3 separate regions of the Homo sapiens genome follow, and all the other regions are linked to region 1. The links are chromatin loops, found by intact Hi-C in ENCODE. Cell type or tissue: ovary. All regions are shown on one strand.

Evidence for each region. Hi-C counts contacts between places; a loop is a spot of excess contacts. Peaks named below come from ENCODE experiments on the same cell type or tissue, not always from the same donor. Only the 100,000 strongest peaks of a DNase experiment are listed, where the experiment ranks them.
Region 2: a loop joins it to region 1, with 2.8 times the contacts of the local background. A loop is called at or near these places in 2 of 110 quality-filtered maps.
Region 3: it touches region 1 in a loop (2.7-fold over the local background); 3 of 110 quality-filtered maps call a loop at or near these places.

Annotation. Positions count from the first base shown.
Region 1 is chr16:29,726,404-29,731,403 of GRCh38, forward strand. It overlaps the pseudogene RN7SKP127. Among named protein-coding and RNA genes, the nearest start is that of C16orf54, 17 kb to the right of the region's middle. In ovary, a CTCF peak has its summit at 3,003 (motif pointing left); no DNase peak of the experiment used is centred here.
Region 2 is chr16:30,019,538-30,024,537 of GRCh38, forward strand. C16orf92 (chromosome 16 open reading frame 92) reads left to right here and starts at 3,661. Exons shown (of 4, transcript NM_001109659.2): 1 at 3,661-3,867; 2 at 4,190-4,348; 3 at 4,462-4,549; 4 at 4,669-5,000. The coding sequence starts at 3,804. The coding sequence ends at 4,690. It overlaps TLCD3B (TLC domain containing 3B), which reads right to left. Exons shown (of 5, transcript NM_031478.6): 5 at 4,890-5,000. It also overlaps a transcript of DOC2A not described here. In ovary, a CTCF peak has its summit at 2,183 (motif pointing left); DNase peaks (open chromatin) are centred at 1,834 and 2,154; H3K4me3 peaks cover 647 bases.
Region 3 is chr16:28,982,572-28,987,571 of GRCh38, forward strand. SPNS1 (SPNS lysolipid transporter 1, lysophospholipid) reads left to right here. Exons shown (of 12, transcript NM_032038.3): 9 at 286-351; 10 at 621-719; 11 at 1,215-1,386; 12 at 1,634-1,972. The coding sequence ends at 1,728. It overlaps LAT (linker for activation of T cells), which reads left to right and starts at 2,481. Exons shown (of 12, transcript NM_001014987.2): 1 at 2,481-2,946; 2 at 3,142-3,169; 3 at 3,283-3,317; 4 at 3,564-3,645; 5 at 3,811-3,875; 6 at 3,969-3,998; 7 at 4,086-4,143; 8 at 4,228-4,322. The coding sequence starts at 2,847. RefSeq lists silencers at 2,242-2,521, 2,542-2,601. In ovary, no CTCF peak of the experiment used is centred here; a DNase peak (open chromatin) is centred at 2,499.

The sequences.
Region 1 (5,000 bases):
AGTTTTTTGAGTTTCTTATATATTTTGGGTATTAACACCTTATTGGATGTATTGCTTACAAATGTTTTCTCCCAATCTGTAAGTTATTACTTCATTCTGTTAATTTTTTCCTTATGCTTGGTAATCCTTGATTGCTTATCAGACATTGTAAATTTTACCTTGTAGAACACCAAATATTTGTGTAATCTTTATGATTTGTTAGACAGGTCCAGATTAATGCTCAGTGTAGGCTTAATTTTTTTTTTTTTTTTTTTTTTTTTAGATAGAGTCTCACCGTTGCCCAGGCTGGAGGGCAGTTGTGCCATTTTGGTGCACTGCAGCCTCTGCCTCTGGAGTTCAACTGATTCTCCTGCCTCAGCCTCCTGAGTAGCTGGGACTAGAGGCACACGCCACCATGCCTGGCTAATTTTTGTATTTTTAGTAGAGAGTGGGTTACACCCTGTTGGCCAGGCTGCTCTTGAACTCCTGGCCTCAAGTGATCTGCCCACCTTGGCCTCCCACAGTGCGATTACAGGTGTGAGCCACCGTGCCTGCCCGGCCTTTTTAAGAGATGTGGTCTTGCTGTGTTGCCTGGGCTGGTCTCAAAGTCCTGACCTCAAGTGATCCACCCATCTCAGCCTCCCACAGTGCTGGGATTACAGGCATGAGCCACTGCACCGGAAGTCTAGGTTTAATTATTCCCCATTACTGAGACAAGATCTTCCTGAGCACTCTACCCCATGCCTAGCGAATGATCAGTTTTTCCAGCTGGCCAGTGGGAAGAGGTCCTGGCCCTACCTCGTGTGAATCTTGGGCGTTGTTTCCTCGAATCCTTTCAGCTGGTTCTTTCCCTGGCCTTGGAGAGTTTCTTCACACACATGTGCTGATTAGTTCTTTGCTGAATCCTCTGAAGTCCTCTGGGGTACTCTCTCTGTGCACCTCTGTCTTGTAGGTGTTCCATTATCTAAGCTCTAGCTGCTGTGGTCTCCTCGGACTCAGCCACTCCATTTCCTCAACTCTGCGAATCCTCTGGGCTGCAACAACCCACATCCCCCTTGCCCTGCCCCACACTTTGGAAACGCTCTCGAAGCAGTAAACTGCACAGTCCTAAAAGGACTGTTGATGTCCTTTCTCTCTGGGATTTCATTGCTTTTGTTACTTTCTCTCATTGCTTGATGTTCAGCGTTTTGAACACTGTTGTTCCATGTATTGGGTCTGTTTTTGTCACTGTGGTGGTGGTGATTGTTTCAGACAGGAGGGCGGACCCAGCCCACGTGACTCCATCTTGGCTGGAAGCAGGAATCTCGGGATCAGTGGTTTCAAAGCTCCTCAGGTGATTCCAGGGGACGCTGAGGTGAGGACCACTTGCAGAGACTCCTCTGCTTGAAATATCTCTCAATCAAATGGAATCTTCTTTTGTTGTTCCCACCCCTTCATTTTCTCTGTTCTCTCTTTCTGAGTTTTTTCTTTGTTTTTGTTTTTTGAGACAAGGTCATGCTGTGTTGCCCAGGATGGAGTGCAGTGGTGCCATCACGGCTCACTGTAGCCTCAACCTCCCGGGCTCAAACAATCCTCCTGCCCCAGCCTCACGAGCAGCTGGGACCACAGGCCCATACCATCACGTCCAGCTATGTTCTCTCTTTCTGGAACTTCTGTTAAACAAATATGGATTGAATTGATTCTCCATCTCTTTTCTTTCATATTTTCCTTTCTTTTCTTTCTTTTTTGTTGGCATTTTGCTCTACATCCTGAGAGGTGTTTCAAAACTTTTCCACCCGTACCTTCCTTTGATTAATTTTTTATTTAACTTAATTAATTAATTAATTTTTGAGACATGGTCTCACTCTGTCACCCAGGCTGGAGTGCAGTGGTGCAATCTCAGCTCACTGCAGACTCAACCTCCTGGGCTCAAGTGATCCTCCTACCTCAGCCTCCTGAGTAGCTGGGAGTACAGATGCACTCCACCATGCCCGGCTAATTATTTTATTTTTTGTAGAGATGGGGTTTTGCCATGTTTCCCAGGCTGTGATGGATTTTTAAATTTGGTCCGTCGTATTTGTGACTTCCAGAACTTTGTCTTGTTCTCCAATTGCAGCATCTTCCTGGAAGCCTCTTCTTGGTTCGTGGTGCATTATCTTATTCATTCCTTTCCTCCAGGGCTAGTGTTCTGCTATTCTTCCTTTCTTTTTTTTTTTTGAGACAGAGTCTTGCTCTGTTGCCCAGGCTGGAGCACAGTGGCGTGATCTCAGCTCACTGCAAGCTCCAGCTCCTGGGTTCACGCCATTCTTCTGCCTCAGCCTCCCGAGTAGCTGGGACTACAGGTGCCTGCCACTACGCCCGGCTAATTTTTTTGTATTTTCAGTAGACATGGAGTTTCACCATGTTAGCCAGGATGGTCTTGATCTCCTGACCTCATGATCCACCCGCCTTAGCCTTCCAAAGTGCTGGGATTACAGGCATGAGCCATTGCGCCCAGGCTTTTTTTTTTTTTTTTTTTTTTTTTTTGAGATGGAGTTTTGCTCTTGTTGCCCAGGCTGGAGTGCCACCTGCAGCCCAGTGATCTTGGCTCACTGCAACCTCTGCCTCCTAGGTTCACGCAATTTTCGTGCCTCAGCCTCCCGAGTAGCTGGGATTACAGTCATGTGCCACCATGCCCGGCTAATTTTATATTTTTACTAGAGATGGGGTTTCACCATGTTGGCCAGGCTGGTCTCGAATTCCAGACCTCAGGTGATCCACCCTCCTCAGCCTCCCAGTAAGCCACTGCACCCAACCATCTGCTATTCATCTTAATCCTCTCTGGTGGCACCGAAATGAAGAGGAGACCCATGTGGATCTCCCTGCAGCCGGGTGAGTCTGGTTCCACAGGAGGCCTTTTCCTGAACTGGCTGCAGGCTCCGCGGGCAGGTCTGTTAATTGGTTAAAATGCTTCATTCAGTTAGGTGGGTTTTGTTCCCTTCTCCCCACCCAGAGGACATTTGGGAATGTCGGGAGATATTTTTGGTTATGGCAGCTAGGGGGATCCTTCTGACACCTAGTGGATAGAGGCCAGAAATGCCACTAAGTATCCTAGGACATGCAGGAGAGCCTCTCAACGATTAAGAATCAGCTGTCCCAACATGTTAATAGCACATAGGTCGGAGAGACACCCTGATTTAAGGCCATCTGAGTACAGGCTCCCCAGCTCTCACCACCAAAGGCCAAGATAAGGAGGGTCCCTCTACAGCCACTTCAGGGAACTTCCAAGGGAGCTTGTTCAATTATGTTTATTTATTTTATTTATTTATTTTTTTTGAGACGGAGTCTTGCTCTGTTGCCCAGGCTGGAGTGCAACCTCCACCTCCCAGGTTCAAACGATTCTCCTGCCTCAGCCTCCCAAGTAGCTGGGATTACAGGCACCTGCCACCACACCCAGATAATTTTTGTATTTTTTGTAGAGAAGGGGTTTCATCACGTTGCCCAGGCTGGTCTTGAATGCCATGACCGCCCCCAGTTGTGCTTAGAAGATACCGCCAACAGGCCGGGTGCGGTGGCTCATGCCTTAATCCCAGTACTTTGGGAGGCCGAGGCAGCTGGATCACGAGGTCAGGAGTTCGAGCCTGGCCAAGATGGTGAAACCCCGTCTCTACTAAAAATACCAAAATTGGCCAGGCATGGTAGCTCACGCCTGTAATCCCAGCACTTTGGGAGGCCAAGGTGGGTGGATCATGAGGTCAGGAGATCAAGACCATCCTAGCTAACACGGTGAAACCCCGTCTCAAAAATACAAAAAGTTAGCCAAGCGTGGTGGCACACACCTGTAGTCCCAGCTACTCAGAAGGCTGAGGCAGGAGAATCGCTTGAACCCAGGAGGTGGAGGTTGCAGTGAGACAAGGTCGTACCACTGCACTCCAGCCTGGGCGGCAGTGTGAGACTCCATCTCAAAATAAATAAATAAATAAATAAAATATTAAAACATAAAAATACAAAAATTAGCCAGGCAAGGTGGCGAGTACCTGTAATCCCAGCTACTCAGGAAGCTGAGGCAGGGGAATCACTTGAACCTGGGAGGTGGAGGTTGCAGTGAGCCGAGATCACGCCACTGCACTCTAGCCTGGGTGACAGAGCAAGACTCTGTCTCCAAAAAAAAAAAAAAAAGAAGACACCTCCAGCTGACAGATCATGAGCCACATGTGGCCCAGGCTTGTCTTGTTTGGCTTTTATAGGGAGATAGATTTATATATATATACATATATATATATGTTGTTCTGTAGTGTTGCGTCATGAGATATTGAAAAACACACATAACTTTTTTTAAAATTTGTTCTGGGCCAGGCGTGTAATCCCAGTAATTTGTGCAGCTGAGATGGGAGGATCGCTTGATCTCAGGAGTTCAAGACCAACCTGTGTGACACAGTGAGACACTCATCTCTACAAAAAATTAAAAATTACTGGGGCATGGTTTCGTGCACCTGTGGTCCCAGCTGAGATGGGAGAATTGCTTGAGCACACGAGGTCAAGGCTGCAGTGAGCCAAGATCGCACCGCTGCACTCCAGCCTGGGCGACAGAGCAAGATCCTGTCTCAAAACAAACAAAAACAAAAGTAAAACTACAATGTGAATGCAAGTTTTCTCAGAATATACATCCTTTAATATTTTGATCTTTGAATTTTCAATCACTATCTACCACAGAATGTTCCCTTTCCAAATTACAACTAATTTATAACTCAGTAAGGAACACTCTGGGACAAGTTCTTTTTTTTCTTTCTTTTTTCCAACTCTGGATACAGATTGGCAGACAGCAGTCTTGAGAGCTTGTTGGGAGGGTCTAGCAGGGGAGCACAGCTACTTGTATGCCCTTGACCGAAGACTGGTCCTTGTCTATCGGGGATGGTTGTCCTCTTTAACGGAGTGCACAGCTTCAGGAGGTTGCACATGGAGTAGTGAGGGAGGAAGGGGACACCCACCTAGCCAGCCAGGTCAGCTGAATCAACCCTGGCGATCAGTGGGGTAACATGTTGCAGCCAGATCGCCCTCACATC
Region 2 (5,000 bases), 290 kb after region 1:
AAATGGGTGAATGGATAATGCATTGTTTGGGTCAAAATGGCCTTTACTAGTAGAGATAGCTTAATGTTTTTGAAGCATTTGAGGAAACAAAAGAAAGTCAACCCCAAAGGCCATAGGTTCTGTGTCCCTTCTCCCAGCTAACCTCAAGGAGCAGTTGCCTGTGGGCCTGGGGCACGAGCCCTGGCCCAGCGTCGGGAACCAGGTTATTTATTTATTGAGACAGAGTCTCGAGTGTCACCCAGGCTGGAGTGCAGTGGTGCGATCTTGGCTCACTGCAACCTCCACCTACCGGGCTCAAGTGATTCTCCTGCCTCAGATTCCTGAGTAGCTGGGACTATAGGCACGTACCACCATGCCTAGTTAATCTTTTTTTTTTTCTTTTTCTTTTTGAGATGAAATTTCACCCTGTCACCCAGGCTGGAGTGCAGTGGCGCAATTTAGGCTCACCGCAACCTCTGCCTCTTGTGTTCAAGCAGTTCTCCTGTCTCAGCCTCCCGAGTAGCTGGGGCTACAGGCGCATGCTACCGCACCCGGCTTATTTTTGTATTTTTAGTAGAGACGTGGTTTCACCATATTGGTCAGGCTGGTCTTGAACTCCTGACCTCAGGTGATCCACTTGCCTCGGCCTCCCAAAGTGCTGGGATTATAGGTGTGAGCCACCGCGCCCAGCCTTTTTTTGGATTTTTAGTAGAGAGGAGATTTCATCATGTTGGGCAGGCTGGTCTCGAACTCCTGGCCTCAAGTGATCCACCCATCTTGGCCTCCCAAAGTGCTGGGATCATAGGTGTGAGCACCGCGCCTGGCCCAAAAACCACATTACTGAGTCCCTTCTGCTGCCTCTCACATGCCTTGTGGCTTTGGATAAATCCCTTCCTTTTTCTTAGAAGTGATCTGCATGGCGGCTCACACCTGTCATCCCAGCATTTTGGGAGGCCAGGGTGGGAGAATCACTTATGCCCAGGAGTTTGAGACCAGCCTGGGCAACATAGCAAGACTCCATCTCTGCAAAGAAAAAAAGAAGTAGGCTGGGCGCAGTCGCACACGCCTGTAATCCCAGCACTTTAGGAGGCCGCGGAGGGCAGATCACTTGAGGTCAGGAGTTTGAGACCAGACTGGCCAACATGATGAAATTCCGTCTCTACTTTAAAAAACTACAAAAATTAGCCAGGCATGGTGGCATATGCTTTTGATCCTGGCTACTCGGGAGGCTGAGGCAGGAGAATCGCTTGAACCAAGGAGGCAGAGGTTGCAGTGAGCCAAGATCGTGCCACTGCACTCCAGCCTGGGCAACAGACAGAGACTCCATCTAAAAAACAAAACAAAACAAAACAAAAAATAGGCAGGTGTGGTGGTGCACGCCTGTGGTCCCAGCTACTTGGGAGGCTGAGGTGAGAGGATCGCTTGAGCCCAGGAGGTCGAGGCTGCACTCCAGCCTGGGTGACAGATAGAGCAATATCCTGTCTCAAAAAAAGGGAAGCCATCAGCGCAGCACAGGGGAAGCAGCCCACGTGAGCCAGTCCCATAGATATTCGTTTCCCTCCTTCCCCACCCCCGCCCCGCTGCCCCCTTTTTTTCTCTCTCTGGGCTTTTTACTTGTTTAGGAACTCGAAGCGGTTCATGGCAAGTACCCCGAGTCCTAGCCCACCTGCTCTCTGCATAGGGTTGCGGCAGAGCACCTCACACGCGCAGATACACGCCTGGCTTTAGGGGAAGTCGCGGCACTGGGTCTGCAGAGTCCGCTGAGCACGCACCTTCGTTGTGAAACTAAGGAAACCCTGGAGTGTCCTTGGGCTTGGGTGGGATGGAACATGCCCGTGACAGACAGGCCCACCTGCCAATCAGAAGGGCGCTCTCCTTAGCTGGGATGGGGCCGCAGGAGTGGAAATGGCTGTTGGGAGGTGGCAGAGATGGGAGATGGGGTGGCCACGGGGGAGCCGCCGGCCACAGAAGAGGAAACGGAGGTGCAGGGAGCGGAGTCTGCGAAGGACGCGTGGATGGCCAAGAGATGTGCCTCGGAAAGGGCCGAGGGACTTCCTCTGACCAACCCCCGACGGCCATTCCCAGCCATCCGTTTTCCTGCAGCCGCGGATGCAACCTGTGGAAGAGGCGGGAGGAGGCCCGGGAGTCCGCCCCGCTGCGCCTTTCCTAGGGTGGGAGCGTGGACTCAGGCGCGGCCGCTGCTGCCACCTAGTGGGAGACGCCTGCTACTCCTCTCGGTTCCTAACCCCAGGGTCGTTCCCGGCTGAGCACTAAGGAGGGGGCGGGGGAGGACGGAGAGAGCCCTGTGCCCCTGGATCTGCGGATAGGATGCAAGGGGGAGCCTCAGAGAGGAACCCCCCCCCCAGGAAGTGTGCATTGCCCACACTACTTTTCCCCTCTGTGCCGTGATTTCCTCCCGTGTATAAGGGAGGCAAGAGTACCTGCCTCTGGGCTGGGCTTGGTGGCTCACGCCTGTAATCCCAACACTTTGGGAGGCCGAGGCAGGCGGATCATCCGAGTTCAGGAGTTCAAGACCAGCCTGGCCAACATGGTGAAACCCCATCTCTACTAAAAGTACAAAAATCAGCCGAACAGTGATGGTGCGCGCCTGTAATCCCACTCCAGGAGGCTGAGGCAGGAGAATCGCTTGAACCCAGGAGGTGGAGGTTGCAGTGAGCTGAGATTGTGCGTCTGCACTCCAGCCTGGCGGACAGAGTGAAACTCCATCTCAAAAAAAAAAAAAAAAAAAAAAAAAAAAAAGAGTACCTGCCTCTGAGGGTCAGTGCAAGAGCAAATGAACAAATTTGTGCAAGGTACTTGGCCATAAATGGGGTCCAGCCAGCATAGTAATAGGTGTTCAATAAATGCTACCTGCTGGGCATGGTGGCTCATGCCTGTAATCCCAGCACTTTGGGAGGCCGAAGCTGGAGGATCACCTGAGGCCAGAAGTTCGAAACCAGCCTGGGCAACATAGCAAGCCCTCATTTCTACAAAAAATGCAAAAATTAGCCGGGCATGGTGGCACATGCCTGTGGTCCCAGCTACTCAGGAGGCTGATGTGGGAGGATCACTTGAGGCCAGGAGTTCAAGGCTGCAGTAATCATACCACTGTACTCCAGCCTGGGTGACAGAGTGAGACCCTGTCTCTGAAAATACATAAAATAGGCCGGGCGCTTTGGGAGGCCGAGGCGAACAGATCACCTGAGGTGAGGAGTTCAAGACCAGCCTGACCAACATAGTGAAACCCTGTCTCTACTAAAAATACAAAAATTAGCCGGGTGTGGTGGCAGACAGATAAAAGGAAGGGATTTATCCAAAGCTGTAATCCCAGATACTCAGGAGGCTGAGGCAAGAGAATCACTTGAACCCAGGAGGCAGAGGCTGTAGAGAGCCAAGATGGCGCCACTGCATTCCCACCTGGGTGACAGACAGAGACCCTGTCTCCAAAAAAATGAAAATAAATAAAACAAATGTTACCTGTGGTTGATCCAAGGGGTAACCGGAGGTGTGTGGCCCTGTGCCACCACCCCAAATTGTGCCTGTTGTCCAAACACAGCTTCCTTTAGTTCGGGCTTTCAGCAAGATGGCCGTGCCGCATCCCTCCTCTTTGTAAATGCTGGGGCTGCCACCATTATGGTTTTATCATCAGCGACATTCCAGGGGGTGAAGACTGGTCCCAACCTCTCTTCTCCTCTCCTCTTCTGATGAGAGTGAGGGATGGGGGAGGGGTCCCAGCTCCTAGCACTTTCTCCCCTCACCCCAAAGTGCCATCAGAACAGCTCTGGGCTGTGACATCACAGAGCCCCCACCTCATGATAGGAGTCATGAGGCTGTGGCCATGGGTGCTGGTGTGGGTGTGGCTGGCTGCACTAGGGGCCATAGAAACTGGTAAGAAGCTGTCTTGGGAGCAGCAGGAAGGCAGGCAGCTCTGGGAGCATAAAGTGTGATGCCCACTTAGGGACTCGGAAGCCAACCCTGCACCCTCTCATTTTCTCTCCACTCTTCTCTCCCATCCTGCTGGTCCCACCTACCCCCCAACAACCGCGAGCCTTGTCGTGGTGCACCCAGCTGACCCTGAGGGAAATCAAGACCCTCCACAGCCTCTGCAATAAGGCTGGGTGGTCTCACAGGGTCCCAAGTCAGCTTCCGCCTCGAGAGATAAAGGCAGGGGTCAGCTTGGCTGTTGTCACAGAGTTTGCTTGGGTCCTAGCACCCAGACCCAAGCGTGCCACGGCGTCAGCCCTGGGGACAGAGTCTCCGCGCTTCTTAGACAGACCTGACTTCTTCGATTATCCGGACTCAGACCAAGCCAGGCTGCTGGCTGTGGCCCAGTTTATTGGAGAGAAACCCATCGTGTTCATTAACTCAGGTATGAACCAGCTTGAGAAGGGACCTCCCTCCCCGCCAGGGTCTGGAGGAGAGCAGCCCCAGACCCTTCATTGGGCCATCAGAGGGGAGTTAAGGGTCCTGTTTGTCTAGCAGGTTCCAGCCCCGGGCTCTTCCATCACATCCTGGTGGGCTTGCTGGTGGTGGCGTTCTTCTTTCTCCTTTTCCAGTTCTGCACCCACATGTAAGGCCTGCCCCCTTTCTCCAACCCCACCCACCACCACCTTCCTTGGGAGCGGCTGAAGACCCCAGTTCTAGCGGGGCAGGCTGTGACCTCTCCCCTCTGATCTCCATGCCCCACAGAAACTTCCAGAAAGGGGCCTAAAGAGCCGGACAAGGGCTCTGGACTCAACCTGAGCACCCACACCCACCTCCTCTCCTGTTGATGAGCAAAAGTTCCCTGCTTTCCTCCTCCCTGACTGCCCAGCGAGCAGCTGGGGATCCTGTCCCCTCTGTTTCCCATGGCCCAAGCCCCCCACCTCCTCCCTTCCCAGCCCCAAAGAACTTGGTGGCAAGGGCCTTGGTGGCGTTCACGCAGATCGTCTTTTATTAGCGGTCTGTAAAGCACCTCCCAGGGTCCCCCGACCCCAGATTGGAGGAAGCCTTGAGAGGTCAGTAGCACCAGGGACATGGCA
Region 3 (5,000 bases), 740 kb before region 1:
GATGGCGTGGGTCCAGGGTGGAGGAGCAGTCAGCGTAATGGCCACTCGAGGTGGAATGCCTGGTTTTGAATCACAGCTCTGGCTCTTCCCAGCTGTGTGACATTGGACAAGTGACTTAACCTCTCTGTGCTCAGTTTCATCATGTGTAAAATGGGGATATTAGTAGCACCTGTCTCACTGGGGTGTGATGAGGATTAAATTAGTTAATAGATGAGCTGGGAACATGGTCAACTTTCCATGTGTTAGCCCTTACTGTCATGAACCCCCGACCCTCTCTTCCCCCAGATTTTCATCTTCATTGGAGAGACCCTCCTGTCCATGAACTGGGCCATCGTGGCCGACATTCTGCTGGTGAGTTGCTGGGCAGCTCCAGGGTCAGCGCAGAGGCTGATGAGAGCAGAGTTGGGGTCAGGAGTGTTGCCTCTACCCCTCAAAGCCCAGCCTCAACCTACCTTCTGCAATAAATAACATCTGTAGCAGACCCCCGGCCTGCCCTGCGACCTCAACCCCAGGCACACCTCTGACCCCGGCCTAGGCGGATCCTTGGTGGTCTCCTGGCCCCCTGCCTCCTGCCCCCTGGAGCCCAGAGCATCCACTGAGCTCCACCAACTCCTCCACAGTACGTGGTGATCCCTACCCGACGCTCCACCGCCGAGGCCTTCCAGATCGTGCTGTCCCACCTGCTGGGTGATGCTGGGAGCCCCTACCTCATTGGCCTGGTGAGCATTATTTCTTGGCTGGCATGGGGTGGCTGGTGTCCTGAGCCTGGGCTGGATCAGAAGGCCTGGCCCTAGTGAAGTGTCTGTGTCCTGCGTGCTGGGCACTTCTCACCTTCCATTGTCAACTGGAGGAGAAAGATTTTGTCTTTGAATATTTCTACCAGTAAGGCCAGGGACCTCACCCTGGTGGTCCAAACTCCTCCTTTCTTTTCTCTTTTCTTTTCTTCCTGAGACAAGACCTCACTCTGTTGCCCAGGCTGCAGTGTAGTGGCACGATCATGGCTCACTGCAGCCTCGACCTCCTGGGCTCAAGCGATCCTCCCACCTCAGCCTCCTGAGTAGCTGGGATGATAGGCATGAGCCACTGCATCTAGCTCAAACCTCCTTCCCTTTCCTGGGCTCCACTTGTCTTTCTCCCTGGAGCTCAGGGGCGTGCCCTCCCTGGTTCATCCATGAGGCTGACTCCCCTGGCTTTCCTGTCTCCTCTCCCTGCAGATCTCTGACCGCCTGCGCCGGAACTGGCCCCCCTCCTTCTTGTCCGAGTTCCGGGCTCTGCAGTTCTCGCTCATGCTCTGCGCGTTTGTTGGGGCACTGGGCGGCGCAGCCTTCCTGGGCACCGCCATCTTCATTGAGGCCGACCGCCGGCGGGCACAGCTGCACGTGCAGGGTCAGTTAGGAGCTGTGCCCGGCCCAGCTTCTTGATCTGCCTGTCTGTCTGTCCATCTGTCTGCCCACTCCTGTGCACCTGGCAGCTCAGTCCACAGCCCTCCCCTTGTTTGGCCTCCAGTCTGTCTGCATCCACCCCTGGGGTGGCTCTGTGGCTGCCCCATCCATTTCCCGCTGCCTGTTTGCCCTTCTCTGGCTTTGTCTGTCTGTCCATCCAGCTCACCCTGGCTCTGACCCTCCCCCCTCAGGCCTGCTGCACGAAGCAGGGTCCACAGACGACCGGATTGTGGTGCCCCAGCGGGGCCGCTCCACCCGCGTGCCCGTGGCCAGTGTGCTCATCTGAGAGGCTGCCGCTCACCTACCTGCACATCTGCCACAGCTGGCCCTGGGCCCACCCCACGAAGGGCCTGGGCCTAACCCCTTGGCCTGGCCCAGCTTCCAGAGGGACCCTGGGCCGTGTGCCAGCTCCCAGACACTACCTGGGTAGCTCAGGGGAGGAGGTGGGGGTCCAGGAGGGGGATCCCTCTCCACAGGGGCAGCCCCAAGGGCTCGGTGCTATTTGTAACGGAATAAAATTTGTAGCCAGACCCCAGGTGCCTGCTCTCGTCTTTCTCTGGGTGGCCTCTGATCTTGCACCCCGTCTTCACCCCAGGGCTCCTGAAGACTGTGGGTCATTCCTCAGGGCTCTGGGTGAGTCTCTGCCCTTCTGGGCTGGGCGACTGAGATGGGGGACTGCTCTTCTCCGAGTGAGCTGGCTGAGTGTGACCGTGAGTCACGCCCCTGCTTCCCTGGAGCCTGTCCCTTGCCTCACAGGCCTGGCTGAGGTGGGGGTGGGCACTGCCCTTTGTACCCCAGAATTCCCACTGTCAGGGCCTCCCTGCTCGCTGCCTCCCCGGGTCCTGGATATGGAGGCCACGGCTGCCAGCTGGCAGGTGGCTGTCCCCGTCTTGGGGGGGGCCAGCAGACCCTTGGTGAGTGCCTGGGGTGGCTCCCGGGCCTCCTCCTGCCCCCTCCCCACTGGCGGGTGGGGTGGGAAGGGGGCGGGTGCAGCCGGCTGAGAGCTTGATGATTTCCTGCCCTCGCCCGGCGCTCACCACAGCTTCCTGCCGCAGGCGGGCGGGAGGGCGGGCACGGAGAGGCGGGCGCCGAGGAGGGGCAGGTAGGGCTGGGACGCAGGGGTAACTGGATCCCCCGACTTCAGCCCAGGCCCTGGTCTGACCACCCTGGGAGCAGGGACTTTCCACAGTCAGCTGGACGCACACTCAGCCCAGTAAAAGAGGGGACCCATCCCGGGAGCCCCGGGGAGGGCACAGCTGCCTCCTCCCGGGCTCCCCTGCCACCTGGTGCCTACCTGCCCCCTGCTCCCTGCCGGGTCCGGTCCTCACCCCATCTTCATCTGGCCTTGACTCTGCCCTTGAGGGGCCTAGGGGTGCAGCCAGCCTGCTCCGAGCTCCCCTGCAGATGGAGGAGGCCATCCTGGTCCCCTGCGTGCTGGGGCTCCTGCTGCTGCCCATCCTGGCCATGTTGATGGCACTGTGTGTGCACTGCCACAGACTGCCAGGTGAGTGGGAAACTGGTGGGGGTACCCAGGGCCCAGGGACACCGACGGGATCCTCATCCACTCCCAGCCCCTGTGTCTGTCCTGGCTCTGTCCCTGCCTCCGTCCTGATCCCAGCGCCTCTGAGAGTCCCTGGATCCCAGCACCTTCTGCCCTAAGCACCCCCTGTTCCTGCCTCACCAGCCCTCTCTTTCCCAGGCTCCTACGACAGCACATCCTCAGATAGGTGAGTCCGCCCCAGCCGCCCTGGGTCTCCCTCCACACCCCATGGCGGGGCAGGGCTGGGGCTTCCATCCTCCATCTTCCAGCCCCATCCCCAAGCTGTGTCTCCTTTACCAGTTTGTATCCAAGGGGCATCCAGTTCAAACGGCCTCGTGAGTACAAGGAGGGTCCCCTACCTTGGGTGCCAGGGAGAGGGTCCCCTGGTGTGGGAGTGAGCGTGAACCTTCAGACTTCCCCTGCCACCTTGGGGCTGCCCACATGGCCTTGACCTGAGCTGGGAGAGGGGAGATGGCTCCCCCAGGCCTGTCCAGGGTGTGGGGCTTTCAGGGGCTTAGTCTGTTCTTTGAGGCCTTGACGATGTCCGGAGTCCTTCTTTCAACTTGGTTCTGTGTCCTCAGACACGGTTGCCCCCTGGCCACCTGCCTACCCACCTGTCACCTCCTACCCACCCCTGAGCCAGCCAGACCTGCTCCCCATCCCGTGAGTAGCTGCTCAGCCCCTGCCCCTCCAAAGCTCAGCCCCTCCCCCTCCAAACTCCACTCTCTACCCCTTCACTTTTTTGGATTGGGGGCCCCTTTCCCTTTTGCAACTGCTGTTGCCCCCTGAGCCCCACCTCAGGCATGACCCCTGACCTTTGACTCCCAGAAGATCCCCGCAGCCCCTTGGGGGCTCCCACCGGACGCCATCTTCCCGGCGGGATTCTGATGGTGGTAAGTGTGGGGAAGGGTTCAGGCGGCGGGGGCTGGGAAGAAGATAGGCCTGGCCTGAGCTGACTTAGTCTCCCTCTCACCCTCTCTTTGAAGCCAACAGTGTGGCGAGCTACGAGAACGAGGGTGCGTCTGGGATCCGAGGTGCCCAGGCTGGGTGGGGAGTCTGGGGTCCGTCCTGGACTAGGCTGACCCCTGTGTCGTTACCCCCAGAACCAGCCTGTGAGGATGCGGATGAGGATGAGGACGACTATCACAACCCAGGCTACCTGTGAGTGGCCAGGTGGGAGGTGGGAGGTGAGGGCTGAGGCTGTGCGTCCCCCCTTGCTCACCGGCCCTTTTCACTTCCTTTCAGGGTGGTGCTTCCTGACAGCACCCCGGCCACTAGCACTGCTGCCCCATCAGCTCCTGCACTCAGCACCCCTGGCATCCGAGACAGTGCCTTCTCCAGTGAGTCAGGCATTTGTTTTTATTTTTAAATTTTTTTAGGGATAGGCTGGAGTGCAGTGGTGCCATTGTAGCTCGCTGCAGCCTTGAACTCCTGGGCTCCAGTGATCCTCCCAAGTAGGCTACTCGGCCTCAGCCTCCCAAGTAGCTGAGACCACAGGCGCATGCCACCACACCTAGCTTATTTAAAAAATTTTTTTTGTAGAGATGGTCTCACTATGTTGCCCAGGCTGGCCTTAAACTCCTGGGCTCAAGTGATCCTCCCACCTCGGGCTCCCAAAGTGCTTGGGATTATAGGCGTGAGCCACCATGCCCGGCCCTGTTCTTCTGATTTTCTCAGCTTTCTCTCTCTTCTTTCCTATCTCTGTGTCCTTTCCTTTATCATCTGGGAGATTTCCTTGTCTGTATTCTTCAACCCTTCCACTGCAATTTTATTTCTCCTATCCAGAAGCTCTTTCTCGTTCTCTGGCTGTTCTTTTTTTATAGCCTCCTGTTCTTGTTTCATGGATGAAACATCTCTAAGGATGTTAATTAGAGGCTGTCTTGTGTGTCTGTGTGTGTCAGTTTTCTTCTGCTTCCTGCACTGCCCTGTTTCCTTTGAGCTGGTTTTCTCCCTTCCTCATGGTCTCATCCTGCCTGGTCACATCCTCTGGGCTTTCCTCAATGTCCGGGATTCTTTAG